Regions from separate parts of the Homo sapiens genome. Here region 2 is linked to region 1. Evidence: read pairs that join two places in POLR2A ChIA-PET (ENCODE). Cell type or tissue: PC-9. All regions are shown on one strand. Each heading gives the region's core, and the rest is flanking DNA. Links, peaks and the distances in the headings are about the cores only.

Evidence for each region. ChIA-PET counts read pairs that join two places held together with the same protein. Peaks named below come from ENCODE experiments on the same cell type or tissue, not always from the same donor. Only the 100,000 strongest peaks of a DNase experiment are listed, where the experiment ranks them.
Region 2: POLR2A ChIA-PET joins it to region 1 with 5 read pairs; 2 of 35 experiments call an interaction of 5 or more read pairs at or near these places.

The regions. Positions count from the first base shown.
Region 1 is chr2:10,457,683-10,462,306 of GRCh38, forward strand. No RefSeq gene overlaps it. Among named protein-coding and RNA genes, the nearest start is that of ODC1-DT, 10 kb to the left of the region's middle. RefSeq lists enhancers at 2,463-2,964, 2,965-3,464. In PC-9, for the core only: no CTCF peak of the experiment used is centred there; a DNase peak (open chromatin) is centred at 2,829.
Region 2 is chr2:11,019,953-11,025,371 of GRCh38, forward strand. No RefSeq gene overlaps it. Among named protein-coding and RNA genes, the nearest start is that of FLJ33534, 110 kb to the right of the region's middle. In PC-9, for the core only: no CTCF peak of the experiment used is centred there; a DNase peak (open chromatin) is centred at 3,119; H3K27ac peaks cover 1,420 bases.

The DNA of each region.
Region 1 (4,624 bases), core at 1,375-3,874:
TTTGTTTGCATGTATCAAACAAAAATATTCCATCTTGCAGTTAACATTTTCACTGTTTAAATTTTCAACACCAAAATCCCATGTGTAATGATGGAATTTAACTGGTTAAATGCTGCCTCTTTGCCTTCACAATCACAGTGGTACTGTTTCTTGCAAATGTCATGAGAGTTGGAGATATGTCTTGCTCCTGTTTTGGGCGCAAAGGTGAGGTGGTCAGTTGTTGGTCTGGGACTTTCAGTGCTAAAATCAGAAAAGTCCTGGGTGAACCGGAACAAGTTGGCCCGCCAGCTGAAGGACTGAAAAAACTTTGGACACTTTCCCAATGAACACGTAGCCAAATCTGTGTGAATCAGAGGCCAGCTGTGGAACCAGGAGTTCTCTGAATTAATTTAGGTGCGGAATATGTTTATGAAAGGACAACTAATAAAAACCTGAAGTTCACATATGTATTATTAAAACACCATCATAACCTCAGCAATTGTTTAGAACAAAGGGATCTTTTTCAGGGAGGAGTATTTTATCAGTGACACTGTTTAGAATTGATGGGCATGATGATAATAACAAGCAGAGCAACTTTTAGTCAGTTTTATTATTGTTTTAACATGATCTGCAGACAATGCGTGTCCTTATTGCCTGCACCTGGGGCAGAGAGCGCCCCTGGACCCACCCTTCCTAAACCACCACACCTGGCCTGGAACGCACACCTGGTAAGGGTACATGTTAGCTCTCATTGCAGCCACCCAGGGAGTCTTGGCTAAGTCTTTCCACGTCTCTGAGGCTGGATCTAACGGTTATTTTGTAGGGTTGTTGGATATAGGATTTTGCAGGGTCATGGTTGTAAGACTATCAGTTAAACTATAAAGAACCTAGCGCAAGCCTTGATGTTGGTAGGGGCTCAGTAACTGCACTGCCCCTCCCCTTCCCTGCTTCCCGGCTTCTGCATCAACAGCGTGCTGCTTCCCTCACCTAGACGTCATGCTTAGATCTTTGATGATTGAAATTTGTCTTATCTCGGCCGGGCGTGGTGGCTCACGCCTAAATCCCAGCACTTTGGGAGGCTGAGGCGGGCAGATCACGAGGTCAGGAGATCAAGACCATCCTGGCTAACACGGTGAAACCCCCTCTCTACTAAAAAGAAACAAAAAATTAGCTGGGCCTGGTGGCACGCACCTGTAGTCCCAGCTACTCAGGAGGCTGAGGCAGGAGAATCGCTTGAACCCGGGAGGTGGAGGTTGCGGTGAGCCGAGATCGCACCACTGCATTCCAGCCTGGGTGGCAGAGCGAGACTCCATCTCAAAAAAAAAAAAAAAAAGAAATCTGTCTCATCTCAAATCATGAAGCCCCAGTAACCGCACTGCTTCTGGCCTTCCTGGGAGCTCGTTACCTTGGCCATATCTCGTCTTGTCTGGTCTCTGCTCCTTTGACAAGGTGGACTGTTAGTGTTTAGGTGTGCGTGCTGTCTTGTCACCCCATGAGATTGCATGGTTCATGGACGACGATGTTTTCTCACCGTGCCCACATAGAAACCAAGCTCACGGAAATACAGAGACCACACACACACAGTCTCCAGTAAGGTCCTGATTTCAGATATTTGGCATCCCATTCTATGCAGACTCTCGGTGCTGACTTAAAGTAGGCATGGGATCCTACATGACACTTCAGTGGGGAGAAGATCCTGGTTTGCTTGGTATAGTCAGTCCTGATATAATGATCAGTTATGCTGTTCTGTACTTAACTTTTAATCAACAAGCAAATTATTTTGTTAACTTAAAACATATTTAAAATGCTATTGGATGGGAGAAACATCATCTTTCTCTTCAAAATAACATTAAGCGCCTCTTAAAATACTTTGGAGTGATTGTTGATGTTGTATTTGCTATAGTGAAATTTATCAAGAGAGTGAGGAAATACACGTTCAGATTTTCTTCATCTTTAGGGGTACTTGCACATACTTTAATGTGGTTACTACTTTTGTCTTCCCCACTAGACTGCACTCAGGACTTGGAGTTTTGGGAGGCGGGTTCTGTGTCTACGCCCTCATTGCTGTGTGAGCTGCAGGGTGGGTCTTCAGTAAATGTCCATCAAAAGAAAGATGTCGGAAACTTAATGTCCATTTGAGGTGCAGAAGGAAGGAGTTTTTTTCCTTCTTACAGTCAAATATATGATATAAAATTCCTCTACCCTTTGTCTTTTTTTTTTTTTTTGACAGAGCCTCACTTTCCTGCCCAGGATGGAGTGCAGTGAGTCCATCTCGGCTCACTGCAAACTCCACCTCCTGGGTTCAAGCAGTTCTCCTGCCTCAACCTCCCAAGTAGCTGGGACTATAGGCATGCGCTACCATGTCCAGCTAATTTTCGTATTTTTAGTAGAGACAGGGTTTCACCATGTTGTCCAGGCTGGTCTCGAACTCCTGACCTCAAGTGATCTGCCCGCCTTGGCCTCCCAAAGTGCTGGGATTACAGGTTTGAGCCACTGTGCCCAGACCCCTTTGTGTCTTTTGAAATTCAGTGGGTCCATTCATTCATTGGACAAATATTTGTCCATTCGTTGGACAAATATTCATTAAGCTCTTTATGTAGCAGACTTTCTTGATACTTGGACACTGTAAATTTAGGTTCACATCTTGAATTTCCAGCTGAGTTTGATCACTGTGAATGATCATAGAGTTTCCAGTTGTTTTCTCTTTTCTAACCACACCACGAAGGCGGCTCTGACTTACGCCAAACTATACCAGAGAGGCCGCCATTTCCTCCTCCTCCTCCTCCCCTTTTGAGAGCACCTGTGCCTTCCAGTCTTAGAATATATCTACCCTCGGGCTCAAGTGATTGGATGTGTAGATAAAACCAGACGGGTCAGATTCCCTCAGACTGGATTGTGGTCTGAGGGCGCCCCAGGCACTGGAGCTAACGTGGGAGGCTGGGGATGGAAACCAGTCGTTGGAGTCAGCCACGATGAACGGCGTGCGGGCTGATGCGGGAGCCACACAAGCCCGTATGCACAGAAAAGAATGACATCCACAGCCGAGACAGCAGCAATGAGGGCACATGGGAAGGATAGGGCGCCACCTGGCCCTTCAGAGTCCACTTCCAGCCCAGTCAGGGCAGAACTGCCTCCCTCAGCTTTCACACAATTTCCCCAACTTCTGAGAATTATCTCCCTTTACTTAATTGAGGTCAATTTGGTTCCTGGAAACCAAACATTCCTCAGTAATAACCAGAAACATTTTTCTGGAAGAATAGGATTTGATTTATAATAATCTGCTCATAATTGGCTTTCCAGGACCAATGATACATGCCAATTGCAAAGTAAGAGCCTGCTTGTAATCCCCGCGTGAATCCTCCGTGTGTCCCACCAAGCAGGTTTATTCTAGAACTCATGCCAGGCAGAACAGCTTTAATTCCATGGTGCAGTCACTGGTTCTGCCCCCGCTGGTCTTAGGATGAGATGGCGCACACTGTCCTGAGGTCCAGATTTTCGGACGAGGTCTAGAGAAAGCATCTGTTTCAGTGGCTTCTCTCTGTTCTTCAGGCCTGCGTGGCCCCTGGAGAAGAGACAAAGATCCTCAATCCATTCAGTCTAGCTGTCAGGCTCTCAGTGCCGTGCTCATGGTGGTCTGGCCTTGCCAATTGCTTCCCCAGGCTGTATCTGATGCTCTCTCTCCCATCAACAGCACTTGCTCTCTGGACCCAAGTGTTGATTCTGCAATCATGGAAGTGTTCTGGATCTTCACTGTCTAATACAGCGGCCATGAGCCACGTGTAGTTCTTGAGCACTTGAAATGTGGCCAGGGTGACTAAGAAACTGAATTAATTGTATTTCTATTTTTTTTCTTTTTTTGAGATGGAGTTTTGCTCTTGTTGCCCAGGCTGGAGTGCAATGGCATGATCTCGGCTCACCGCAACCTCCACCTCCCGAGCTCAAGCAATTCTCTGCTTCAGCCTCCTGAGTAGCTGGGATTATAGGCGTGTGCCAGCATGCCCAGCTAATTTTTGTGTTTTTAGTAGAGATGGGGTTTCATCATGTTGGCCAGGCTGGTCTTGAACTCCTGACCTCAGGTGATCCACCCACCTCGGCCTCCCAAAGTGCTGGGATTACAGGCGTGAGCCACCGTGCCCAGCCTATTAATTATATTTCATTTTACTTTGTGCAAACCTAAATAGCCATGCCTAGCTGGTGGCTCTCATATTGGACATTGTAGCTCTAGGTCAAAGTCTTAAACATTGACATTAGGTATACAAATGGCAACCAACGTACCCGACGGCACGTGCATTTTTAACACAACCTGAACTCATTGGGACTGTGGTCCCCTTTCAACCTGGGCCTTTAATAACTGTGTTCTCAGGGCGGGAATCTGGTCCAGGACAGGATATTTCTTGAAAGTCTGCTCACACAGTGCCTCAGAAGCAAGTGGGAGTGTCCCCCTAAGCCATGAACTGTGCATCCTCAGCTTTAACCTCCTTTTGGAAGAAATCACCCCTGTAACCGTCTGGTGAGGTGTCATTCATCGCCAGAGTCTGAGGGCCACCCAATGACATAATTTTAACTTTAAAACAACTTTTTCATGCTGCTGGACAAAGCCTATTCTTCCTATTCATAAAAGCAAGTCCCTGATTGTACTAAATCG
Region 2 (5,419 bases), core at 1,806-4,305, 560 kb after region 1:
TCCAGTGGTACTGACCTGGTACAAGCTGATGGGGCAGGGGCCAGCGTGTGCTTGGGATGGGGCTGTCATCCTTGCAAACCTCAGCAGAGGACAGACTGATTGATGGAGCATGTTTCCGCTGTCTTAGCCATTTTCTCTTGCTTATAACAGAATGCCTGAAATTGGGTAATTTATAAAGAAAAGTAACTTATTTCTTACAGTTCTAGAGGCTGCAATGTCCAAGGTCAAGAGGCTGCCTCTGGCAAAGGCCTTCTTGCTGGTGGGGACTCTGCAGAGTCCTGAGGCAATGCAGGGCATCACATGGTGAAGGGGCTGAGTGTCCCAGCTCAGGTCTCTCTCCTTTTCTTATAAAGCCACCAGTTCCCCTCTCATGATAACCCATTGCAAAAGAAAAATAAAATCCTAAGTCCCTCAACTGATGGAACAAACCCCCTCTCAGCCAAGGGGACTGAAGGAAATCTTAAAAAGAACTGAGCTCCCGGACATGACAGGACAGGAGGTTAGACCCGCCCCTTTCTACTCCTTCGCTAACCACCTTTCTTTCCTTAGGGATAAACAGAAACCAACACTTTTGAAAGACTTGCTCTGCTGCTGATATCCACCAGCCTCCTGATACCCACCCTCCATTCTGCAGTTTTAACACAGCACCAGACCAGCATTCCTTTTTGATAAGAGACCACTGGCCATGGAATGGTTCTGTTCAGTCTGCAGAGCTGCGCACAGAGGGTCTTCGTGCCCCTGCTTCACCTTTTGACGTATAGGGCCTAACTGTAACACATTTAAAGGTTTCTCCCTCTCCATCACAAAGGGAACATGGGACGTGTGTAACATACATGCTGGCTTACTATGCATGTGCCCATCTCCCTCTTGTGAATATTCATAGCTCCTCCTATAGCCTGCTGAATAGGTACACTTAGCCCACCCCTTCAGCACAAATTCCTGTCTCGTAACCTCCTCCCTAAAGGGATTGCTTTTCTGTTCAGCTGGAGGCTCCACTTTCTGCTTGCAGGTCGTGGTACCCTTCTTTAGAAATAAAGCCCTCCTTTCTAAATTTATAGATTTTGTGATACCCTCCTTTAGAAATAAAGCCCTCCTTTCTAAATTTATAGATTTTGTGACTTTTTCAGTTCACATCATGATTCCATCAATCCACGAATGGGTTAATCCATTCATGAGGGCAGAGCCTTATGATCCAATCACCTCTCAAAGGTTCCACCTCTCAACACTGAAGATCAAATTTCAACACAAGTTTTAGCAGGGACAAATATTCAAACCACAGCATCCACCGTCCCCAGCCCTCTGTGGATAGTGGTGTGGGGTCATCTTTGTTAGAGGCAGCCACGGAGGACTCTTCCCTAGGGACAAAAAGACTCCAAATCAAAATTGTCCCCCACCAATTTATAGCGTCTCATCCTATGGGATGGAAACTGGAATTGGCAGGGGAAACACCAGGGTCATAAAATCAACTCAGTGAAATAAACCTTTGTGTGTGTGCTCAGACAGAAGTCTATCCAGGGACCTACAGGGAGTCATATTTCCCTGAAGGAATTCCTAAGAATTCTTCCTCAGAGGATGTGGCCTACAGCTAGCTGAATCTAGAAAGCTCAGCAGAAAGAGAAGAACATTCCCAACAAAAAGGATACCTTAAGTCACCCATGTATTCATTCACTCAACAAACACCCGAGTGCCTACAAGGGACACTGTGATGGGTCGGTGTTGGCTTCTATTCTCCAGAAACTCATGGCCTAGTGGGGAGGGATGGGTAATCAGAGCTATCCGGGATGATGGCATGTTCATCTGTTTTGCATTGCTATGAAGGAGTAGTCGAGGCTGGGTAATTTATAAAGCAAAGAGATTTATTTGGCTCATGGTTCTGCGGGCTGTACGAGAGGAGTGGCAATAGCATCTACTTCTGGGGAAGCCCTCAGGAAGCTTTTAATCATGGTGGAAGGCAAAGGGGGAGCAGAGGTGAGAAAGGGAGACAAAGAGAGAGAGGAGGGGTGCAACACTCTTTTCAACAGTCAGCTCTCGTGTGAACTAACAGAGTGACAAATCATTCATCACCAAGAGGATGGCACCAAGCCATTCATGAGGGGTCTGCCCTGATGATCCTAATACCTCCCACCAGGCCTCACCTCCAATGCTGGGGATCACATTTCAACATGAGGTTTGGTGGGGACAAATATCCAAACCATATCACAGAGGAAGCAGTTTACAATGGCGGCTGTTCATGGTGCCGCGAGGAAGTCAAGGGATCGAGCCCCTCCACCTGCCTGCTCAAGGAATCGAGTACCTTCACCTGCCAGGAGGGGGCTGCACGGGCTTCACATAGAAGGGTGAAAAGAACCCCTGCACACAGGGATGAAGAGCAAAGACAGTCTTGAATGCCAAACTGAAGATTTTGAAGTTGGGAGCCACATGCTCAGACCTGCATGCTAGAGAGCTCTCAGGCAACTACCTGGAAGGTGAAATGAGGAGAAACAAGATTAGTTGGGAGACTGTTGTAACAGACTGAATGAGGGGAGGCGAAGGCATGAACTTCTTCCAAAGGAGCTCAAAGAAAATTCAGGATGGGGGCAAATGCAAGAGCAGTGGTGTCACCAAACCAAACTGTGTCCATTTGCACCCATACAACAGAAAGCCAAACACGAAAGCACTGGCTTTTTGCAGTGAGAAAGGCTTATTGTGAGTCGACTGAAAAGAAGACAGGAGGAAACACTCAAATCTGTCTCCACAAGCTGGGGTTTGGGTTGGATTTTATAAGCATAGGGTAATGAGGTGTGATCTGATTGGATCTTACAATAATGTGATGCCTGGAGGCGTGATCTGACTGGATCATGCGATGGGGTGATGCCAGGGCTCAATCTGATTGGATCCTGGATCTTGCTGTGTGGCATCTGCTTCTTAATTCAGTCCCTGCTCCTAGGTCCGAGCACTTAGTTCTGCCCGTGGGTGCATGCTTGGTTCATCTGGGCATGCTCAGGTTATGTGACCTTCAACCTGGGTGTCCATGGCAACTGCAAAACATCACAACTTCGTTACATAAAGGTTGAACCAAATTGGTCTGATGCGGTGATGGTGGCTGCCCTGCCATGCCCCGGCCCACCTGGAGGGTGAGGAGTGGTGATTCACAGAGGACTGCTCAGCAGGTGCCCAGGGTTTGCCACTGGGTCACTCATCCGGTCTTCATGGTAACCTGGTCAGGTGAGCAAGCGGGGTGAATGTCCCCACGTGGACAGAGGCTGAAGCACCAAGATAAGTGACTCACTGAAACCACATGGCAAGCCAACAACAGAGCCAGGACTCACTGCCCAGAGCCCCTCTGCATCCACCCCTCTGCCCTGCTGAGCCATCTCTGCTACAGAGTGCTAGAAGGTGGCATGCACCCCTAGGGGACATGAGGTCTCAGAATCAATGAAGACATTTCTCCTCCCAGGAAATGGTATCCATGCATTTAAATTAGTATCTTTATAATCAGCTTAAGGGCATTTTATTTTAATGTAGCAGCTGAGAGGCAAAATCAGGTCCCACTTTAAGTGCTACTAAAATCTGCTGTGTGGGCAGCTCTCCGATGTGGAAATGAAGCACCCTTAACAGCCACCCACATAACAGCCTAATTTTCACTCAAGAGTCGCTATTGAAAAAAAAAAAAGTGACTCAAAACCACCAGCAACTTTGAATTTAACTTCTGAAAACCTTCAGCTGGTGGAATGGGGGAGATCGTCCAAGAAGGCAGACTGAAGACCCCAGGGCCGGTGGGACTGGCCCCAGCTGCAGGCCTGGCTGAGGTCTTGCATGGGGGTTCTGCGGTCCAAGCTACACCTCAGTCACCATCACAGGGACGAGGGGCGTGCGAGGCCAGCCCTGGGCCCACGTCGACACCTGCCCCCGGAACCGCAGTTGTAAACGCACCACTCTGGCGGGCAGCCTGGCGGGTCCTAGAGGAGGCGAAGTCGGCTACGATGCTGTTCACAGACCCAGGAGAAAGCCGATTCCTTCTCTACCTCCACTGCAGCTCTCTCTCTCTGCTGGCTCATGGCCTCCTGCCGGGTCACTGGGACAGTTTGTCACGGCCTCCCTGCCTCCAGCTGTCACTACCAGGCTCCTCTTCCCTGGGATGCTGCAGTCCCTGAAGCAGAAGTTGGGCCTCGCGGTTTCCCTGAGCATCGTCCGTGTGAAGACTCCCGGGCCCTCTGGACCCGGCCTTCTCCCTGCTTGGCCCCGCCCCAGGTGCAGCTGGCCTCTTTGGGATGGCTTCACATGGCCTAAGCGCTGTAAACACACTTTGAGAGTAAAAAAAAAAAAAAAAAAAAGTGTGTGCAGAGGTAATCTGCTGTTATTTAGAGAAACAAAGCAAACAACCATGATGGATCAGAGAGAGCCTTTCCCAAGGCTTTGCAGACGGGTGGCTGCACATGGGCCATGAAACATGCTCGCACGTGCCAGTGGCCTGCACGTGACCCTGAACTCGGCACCGCCCTCCGACAGCGGGAGACATGCACACAGAACGACAGAAGTAGAAGCAACTTCTGACCCCGGGCTTTTAGCATGCTTTGTTGGTAAGGGACATTCTGACGCTTCCTTTGGGATCAGAGAGCCGTCTCGAGGGGCTCCACTTTAACACCTGGTGTGTTGCTGTGCTCTCCCTTGGCCGCCCCATCCCCACAGCTCCACATTTCAAGAGGCCAGATTTTGAAGGAGACCAGCTGCTTTTTATTTTGTAAGATCCATAGGATGTTTGGGTGTGTGACAGAAAGAGAGAGACAGAGACAGGAAGAGGGAGAGAGAACCATATTCACATATGGTTTTTAAAAATCAAACAATCAGGAGTGATATTTAAAAAATTCAATGTCTCCCACTGTCCCCACCCTCCAGTCTGGTCCCGAGGTTCTTCTGTCCCACCATGACGGGAATAACACAGGCATGCCTCTGTTTTGTCGGTTACCTCCCCACTCAAAGATGAATCATTTCGCTCACAGCGTCTCCTACCTTCCTTATCTTCCTTCCAGAATTGTTTAGTTATAACAACAGTTTTTGTTTCATTAATTTAATATCTTTAAAAATATACAGAAACCTCCACCTCTTGTTCCACCAATGATACCGGCGCATTTTCTAATGTCCTATTATGTAAGGTGAAGAAAATTATGTTCCCGCACCGCACCTCCTCCTCCGTCTCCCCAGCCCCCACCCACCCTGGCTTTTCATTTGTCAGTTCTTAGCCTACTCAGTTTTGTTCTGTATCTATCACGGACTCCCATTAATTAAACCCTGAATTAATGATTGAATTGCCTATTGGTTAATTCTAAAAACTAAAGCCAATAGAGGTTATAATGCTATCATTAGACAAGTACTGTTTTCTGCAAAGTAGTGCGATTTGCTTTGTAGAGAAGAAAACATAATTCCATGTTTCCATTACTAG